2 separate regions of the Homo sapiens genome follow, and region 2 is linked to region 1. Evidence: chromatin contacts called from ENCODE Hi-C or POLR2A ChIA-PET data. All regions are on one chromosome and are shown on one strand. The core of a region is the stretch at or near the end of the contact, and the rest is flanking DNA. Distances in the headings are between cores, read along the strand shown. Region 1 holds the start of EPC1 (enhancer of polycomb 1). Region 2 has its middle 32 kb from the start of CCDC7.

Region 1 (3,675 bases), core at 393-2,892:
GCCGTGTGGCAGTTGCCATTCGCGGGTCCTTCTCCCCACTGTGTAAGCTCCTCCAGGAGCCCTGTGGGTGCCAAGCTGACTTGGAAGGCTATGAGGGCTCAATACACACCCTCAATACTCATTGAATGAATAAAGGCACGGTCTCTGTGTAGGAAATGCAGGTGAACGTCCTTATGCCTCACTTAAGTGAGCTGCCAATATCGGAGTTTAAGTATAATTTTGGAGAACTGCAATCCGTCCTGTTTTCTCCCTACCCCGCGGGAGCTGGCTAAACCAGCCTGGAGGCTAGCAGTTTGCCTGTGTGCCCTAAGCTAGTGACAGCTCATATCAAGCCCAGTATTTAAGGAGCGTGATTACTTTTACTACGTAGTTCCCAGGGAGAAAAGCAACTCAAAACATTTTTGTATCTTTTTGTATCTTGTTGCACAAGATACAAAATTGTGCACTAAGATACAAATTGAAACTCGAATTGAAATTTGGCTGCCAATTTATTAAACCCACCCCAACAATCTTCCCTATTAACAACAACAACAACGAAGAGATCTCAGGATACCCATTTTCATGTGTAATATAAACCGATGCCACCCATCTATCATATCCATCTAAATCTAATAATTCAGCTTTTTGTTTGGCGGGAGTACGACAGGTCTTTATATGATTCAATGTTACAAAGTTTTTCAGAGGACAAATGATGAAAGTGTGAACCCACGGCTATGATGAAGCCGCAGTCTCTTTGAGTACAGAATCATGAGCTAGATATAAAGAACTGGCTTTAAATTCTGAAGTAGATCTTGCTTTTAAATGTTATAGTGGTGGGTAATAATTTCCTTTGCTTCAGTTACTATTTAAAAAGTAAATATGTGTAGATGAAAATGCAGGATTTAAAAAAATCTACTTTGTAGAATAGGATACCTATCATTTATATTAAGCCCAATGCGTGGGAAACGGATCAATGACTTGATGCGGTGCCTATAAAACATTATAATCCAAAGTTGCATTAGGACATAAAAATAACTGCTGATAAAAGTTTACTCAAAGTAGCATCTGCCCCTAATTCAGTTTGTATTTTTATCGTAAAGACCTAAGGCGCCGCGGGAACTAGGCTGTGCGTTCGCCCCCCGCGGCAGACGGCGGCGCGCGGCGCCTCTGGAGCGCCCCTCCGAAGCCCCGTGGGGGCGGCCGTGGCCCCGGGGCAGCCGCTGGCGAGCACCCCAGAGGTCCGAGCCCTCCGAGCCCCAGGTGCCCGGGGCCCGAGCCCCGCCTGCCACTCTCCCCAGCTGCCTTTCCAAACGGCGGCGTGCTGGTGGAGAGAGTTTTCCCGCACCTTGTTCGCCCGTCAGAAAGCGGCGCCGGGAGGGAGCGAGCGTGAGAAAGTGAGCGTGTGCGCTGCAGGAGAGCACGACCCAAGAGCCGGCGCCCGGTGTCCGAGCGCCCAGTCCGCCCTGTCCGCCCCCGGACCCGCGAAGGGCGGGGGCCCGGAGCAGCGAGGCGCGGGAAGCGAGGCCGGCGGGTGCCGGGGGTTGGCGGGACGCGCGCTTCGTGCCGGCGCCGGCCTCGAGCCCGCGCTCCCTCCCCCCGCCCGCGTGCCCGCGCCGCTGCGCGATGCAGTGTGGGGAATGGCTGGGGTTGGCTGAAGAGCGCACAGTGGAGTTTTAATGTCCGCCATGTTGGCCATGGCGTATTGAAGAGAGCGAGCGAGAGAGGAGCGGAGCGGCACAGCCTCCCACCCTCCCGGCTGGTGTTAGTGCCCGGACGGCGGGCTCTGCGCTCCGCCCCTCAAGTCCCCGGCAGCGGTTGGCGAGTGGGGACCGAACCCCCGGTTCTCCATGATCCCGCTGGCCGGGGCCGTTTCCCCAGAGCGGAGAGGTATCTGCTGCGCCTGAGATGAGTAAACTGTCGTTTCGGGCGCGGGCGCTAGACGCCTCGAAGCCGCTGCCGGTTTTCCGCTGTGAGGATCTGCCCGACCTGCACGAATACGCCTCGATAAACAGGGCCGTGCCGCAGATGCCCACCGGAATGGAGAAGGAAGAGGAGTCGGTACGTGTTAACTCCCCTGTCCGACCCACCGTCAGGCCCGCTCCCTCTGCTGCCTGCGGCGGCGGCGGAGCAGCAAACCCACACAAAATGGCCGCCATCTTCTCTTCGCCGCCGACTCTCAGTCGCCGGCCGGGCCTATACCCCGCCTCCCCCAGCCTCGACCCCCGGCCGCCGCGGCCCAGCGGGGCCCCTTCTAAGGCCACCCGCTGACCCTGGCCACTTGTACCCGGGTCCCGCGGAGTTCGGGGGCCCGAAAGGCACAAAGGGGTCACGTGACGAAGCTGCCGGCAGCCATTTTGTGTCTTAGTTCTTGGGTTGGGCCTTGTGCATCCGGAGAGGGGAACGGGCTGGGTGGCTGTGGGGGTGCGGCGAGTCGGGAGCCGTGGAGGACCCGCCTACAGGCCTCTCCGTGGGCCGCTGGGTGGCGCTCCAGGGCCACTGCGGCCTGCGCGCCGCTGCCCGGGCCGGGAGCGCAGGTTCTGTGCACAGTCGGGGAATTTGATTGCCCCATGGTCTGGGAAGCTTGTTGGGCTCAGTGCAGCCCCCACGTGGAGCCTCAGACGGGCATGTCATGTCGCCTGCTGCTCTATGAGGCTTTTCTCCCCCTCTGCAAGGAAATGTCGAGGGTGCAGCGTGTTTGCCCGGACGACTTACTTTTCTAGAAGATAAGACTTACTTTCAGTGTCCTCTTTCTGGGACGTTTGTATCCATCCCTCTCCAGAGCTAGTTGGTCGGAGGATAATAAACCACTATCCCTGACTTTTTCTGTGATCCTTGCGAATATCTTGCAGATTTGTTTGGAGTACCTCTCTCTTCTGAAGCCTGTAACCTTACCTATTTGTAAAATAAATTTAAGTTCTCCTGCTCTCTGGTATCTCAACATAGGGGGAGAAAAGACCCAATTTAAGTAACTTTTATAGATCTAAATTTCGAAGGAGGATCCTTTCTTATTCAAAACCGAACTAAAACTAAGTGACTTGATTCACAGAAATCTTAATATTGAGATGTCTAAATTGGGTGGGTTTCAGCACGTAAATGTTGACAACTAATAGACATTTTACCATCGCTGTGGCTTTACCTTGTTGTGGAAGTTGGGTTCGGACACCAGGATAATAGAATCTTCCTCTCATTTCCCCCAGATCCTTGACAGTATAACTTGATGACTTCTAATCCTAAGGAATTGCATACCTTGGTTTTCAGGTACAGCCATTTAAACAGGGTGCAGTGTATTGACAGTTCAAGGAAGTCCAGGAGTCGCGTGGATTTGTGTGCTACAATTTTGTTGTGGAAAATTGTACTGTAATACTTCTCTTGGTACTGTAAGAATTTTTAATGTAGAAATTATGCTCTGTAATGTTGTTTTTGGAAATAAAACTGTTTAAACTCTTTGGGTTGTTTAACCTTTTAAAGTGAAATAGCTGTGACAGTGAAATGTTACTTTTGAGAGTAGTGTCTTAAATCTAACTTTACAGATAAGCCAAGTGTATGTAGTAGCTCAGATTGTCTAGTTGGGCACTGACTTTCAGCACATTGTCTCATGAGACACTACCTCTTAATTTATTTTACTTGTATCAACTTTAGAGTAGCATGGCCATTTGTTTATTTTTTAATAAGTGATTTGTTTTTAAAAATTAAAGT
Region 2 (3,675 bases), core at 626-3,125, 66 kb before region 1:
TGTTTCAAAGCCTACGGAGTAGATTAGGATCTAGCACCTAAAAAGCACTAAATGTGCTTCTTATATACCATTCTCCAGTCACTTAATATCTCCAAACTATTGTACAGTTATTTCTAAATCATTAGCAAAACAGATCAATTTAAAAAATATATTAATTATAATTTTTCGAGATTTTTTATGTTCAACGTTTTCTGACCTCACAGCTAAAGTTACAATGTTTTTACCTTACTAATCGGTATACTGTGCATGAAAGAAGGAAAATCCCGAAAAACCTTAGAAAGGATTTGAGCAATTATGTTAGTAAACTTCTTTTTTTTTTCTTTGAGACGTTGTCTCACTCTGTAGCCCAGGCTGGAGTGCCGTGGCACGATCTCAGCTCACTGCAAGCTCCGCCTCCCGGGTTCACGCCATTCTTCTGCCTCAGCCTCCGGAGTAGCTGGGAATACAGGCGCCCGCCACCACGTGGCTAATTTTTTGTATTTTTAGTAAAGACGGGGTTTCACTGTGTTAGCCAGGATGGTCTCCTGACCTCGTGATCCACCCACCTCAGCCTCCCAAAGTGCTGGGATTAGAGGCGTGAGCCACCGCGCCCGGCCTGTGTTAGTAAACTTCTAATCCTGTTTAGGAATTTGTTCCCCAGTGTGCCTGACAGACTGTCATTCCACCTCTGTGGAATGACACCATCTAATGAGATCGTCTTTTAGATACTCTATTTGATGGAACGTTTTGGTTTGCTGTGTGTGTGTTTTTGTTTGTTTGTTTGTTTTTTATTGATCTAAAAGCTTCATCTCTTCAGCTCCCTCTAATTGTTCCTAGTTTTATCCTTGGGAGTAAAGCAAATGTAGTCTCTCTTCTGTATGACAGCCGCTCAGTATCTGGAAACCGCTATAACATGTGCTACCCCGCCTCCCTGATCCCATTTCCCACTCCGCCAGTACTTAAGTTTTCTCAAGACAAGGGATCTTTCGAGAAGTCCTCTCATGTCACCTCTCTAGAACTCTTTTCATCCTGGTTGCATTCTTTTGCACTCAGCTGAGAAAAAGAGATTCAAATGAGATGTAATTCTAAATTTTAAACGTAAGTTGATTCATGTTCACTATGCCTTCCTCAAACGTCCAGTCTAAAACAGAACCTTCTTTATAATTTTTCAAGGTACTGTGTTCTATGCCTTCATAGCACTCATCATGACGTCTACTTCTACTTTTAATTAACTTATACATTTAATTCAGATTACACTTAAAATTATTCACTGTGCCTTTAATAACTTAAGTAAATATACAGTATCTGTTTCCCCCACTGGTCTCTTAAGTTCTATGAGGGGCAGGAACTGTATCTATTTTCCTTACTACCTAATTCTTGCTGTCAGTGTAATAACTGGCACACAGTAGGTATTAATCAATACGAATTGACAGATTTAAAGATGTTGAATAAAATGAAATTTATATTATAGACATAATTTTAAAATGCAGAGAGGATTGTCTATTTAGAAAATGTATCCTAGAAGATATGAAGTGGATTTTAAAGAGAACAAGTGTCCTGGATAGAGAAAGAAGAGAAGGGAAAATTCTCATGCACGTAGTGCATCATCTAGTAAGGTGGAGACTAGTCTGCAGTGGTTCACCAAAAATTCATTCTCCCCTTCCTCCTGAGCATGTGGTTAAACTACATTTTCAGACCTCCCTTTCTGTTAGATGACCTACTTACTGGTGACTAAGTTCTTAGCAATGGGTAATGAACATAAGTGATGATGAACACTTCTGAGTTTCTGTCTTAGAAGTGGTTATGTTTTCTCCTTGCCCTTTTCTCTCTTCCCAGCTGACTAGAACCCAGACAGGACTCTGACTCAGCCTCCACGCAGACAACAGCAAGGCCATAGAGATGGTGGAGCCATACACCGAAGGAACCTGAGTCACTCTGTGACTGCCCAGAGAAAAGCTGTCCCATTCACCTGAACTGGACACCTTGGACTATTATGTGGAAGGGAAATAAACTTCTTTGCTCTTTAGGCTGCATCACTGGATCTCTTCCCATGACTTACCCTTTGCCCCAGCTAATGCATCTGGGATTTGGAAAATGCTCAATCTATACTTACTGGATTTTTTACATTTTAAAAAATAAAAATAGGCTCATGCCTGTAATCCCAGTGCTTTGGGAGGCCTAGGCAGGCAGATCACTTGAGGTCAGGACTTTGAGACCAGCCTGGCCAACATGGTGAAACCTCGTCTTTACTAAAAATACAAAACTTAGCCAGGTGTGGTGGCAGGTGCCTGTAATCCCAGCTACTCAGGAGGCTAAGGCCAGAAAATCGCTTAAACCCGGGAGGTGGAGGTTGCAGTGAGCTGAGATCGCACCACAGCACTCCAGCCTAAGCGACAGAATGAGACCCTGTAACAAAATAATAAAATAAAATAAAATAAAAATAAAACAAAAAGCAAATATAAATATTAATTGGATTCCTAATATAGAGAACGGCATATGTAGCATAGCCAAAAAGAACCTAGTCACTAAAAGAGGTAATGAGCATGCCCAAAACAAGAGGCTAATGACAAGATTAGTGAGAAATTATCAGTGGTGATTAAGTTGGGAAAGTATTTATGGCTACTATTATAAAGTATAAATTTTTTTTCCCAACTCTCATGTACCTACCCCTTACAATGAATAAATGTTAGCATTTTTAAAAATTTAATTCAGACTGTTTTTCTCTTAAAAAAAAAAAACTAGAACCTTTCAAGTGAAATTACAACCCAATCCCCTATAATTATCCTCCCTGGAGGAGGTTTTTCAGCATACCTCTCAAAACGAGGCACCTACCTCTGAACTCCAAATAAGGGCTGACCACAAAAGTATAAAGCGTCCATTACTCACTGGGATCTGAGCAGTACACTTCTATTAATAGAGTCCTAGATTGCACTGCTTACTTAATAACTGCTTAACACTATTTGCTCATGTTAAACTTGAAATTTGCTAAAACTGCCTAACCATCCTTCCCATCAACTTCTACCACCAGTTCTCCCTTTTCTATGCTAGTAAAATGTGTGAAATTGACTAACATAAGCGTACAACCTAACATTTACTACTTGTCGTTTTTATCCTGCTGATTTTAGTCTATTAATGGTGGGGCATCATTTTTCCTCTGGTGAAATTTTGGCATCAGATAGCAGGCATTGCCCACTTAAGAGCATTAAGAAACTTCTGGGTGGATCCCAGCACTCCCAATATTCTATATCAAGACTATCACTTGGGTTCTTTTCCAAAACCAGTTAACACATCAGGCTGCTACAGGGTGCCTGGTGAAAGTAGGGCTCTATTTTTATTTTTGTTTTGTTTTCTTTTGTTCTCAATCTGAAAAAGTTTTATTTAAAAGTTGCCAGACATTTTCTGCCACAAGCAGTAGTGACATCAATTATCCCTTGGAACAGATTTCCTTTGTTTTGGAAAAATTACATGAAGGAGCTCTTTAGTTATATTTCCCCCAATTGTTCTGTGGATTGTTCTTTGGCAACATGGAACAAGTATTTTGTTTTGTTTTGTTTGTTTTTGTTTGCTTATCAAGGGCACAATGGGTGAAATTAGTCAGTGCTGATAGATTTCCAGACAATATTATTGAATGACAAAAGTAACATTCACAGGAGTGTGTATAATTCCATATATGTAAGACAAGTGAAAAAGTATGTG

What was found. A loop is a pair of places that touch in the nucleus more often than their neighbours do. ChIA-PET counts read pairs that join two places held with the same protein, here RNA polymerase II (POLR2A). Pooled maps may share reads with other maps.
Region 2: a pooled map shows a loop between it and region 1 (2.5-fold over the local background). The contact joins the enhancer-like site here to the promoter of EPC1 in region 1. A Hi-C loop is called at or near these places in 4 of 50 pooled maps. POLR2A ChIA-PET finds 5 or more read pairs at or near these places in 5 of 52 experiments (H1, OCI-LY7, PC-3 and 2 more).

What each region holds. Positions count from the first base shown.
Region 1 is chr10:32,345,125-32,348,799 of GRCh38, reverse strand. It overlaps EPC1 (enhancer of polycomb 1), which reads left to right and starts at 1,642. Exons shown (of 14, transcript NM_001272004.3): 1 at 1,642-2,037. The coding sequence starts at 1,885. It overlaps EPC1-AS1 (EPC1 antisense RNA 1), which reads right to left and starts at 1,436. Exons shown (of 2, transcript NR_104163.1): 1 at 1,325-1,436. RefSeq lists silencers at 1,052-1,181, 1,192-1,661, 2,332-2,611 and enhancers at 1,932-1,991, 2,012-2,111.
Region 2 is chr10:32,411,836-32,415,510 of GRCh38, reverse strand. No RefSeq gene overlaps it. Among named protein-coding and RNA genes, the nearest start is that of CCDC7, 32 kb to the left of the region's middle. Within about 2 kb of position 1,875, at least 4 of the 41 ENCODE cell types and tissues checked have a DNase peak (open chromatin) inside an H3K27ac peak, as active enhancers do; they include PC-3, where a contact is called at or near this core.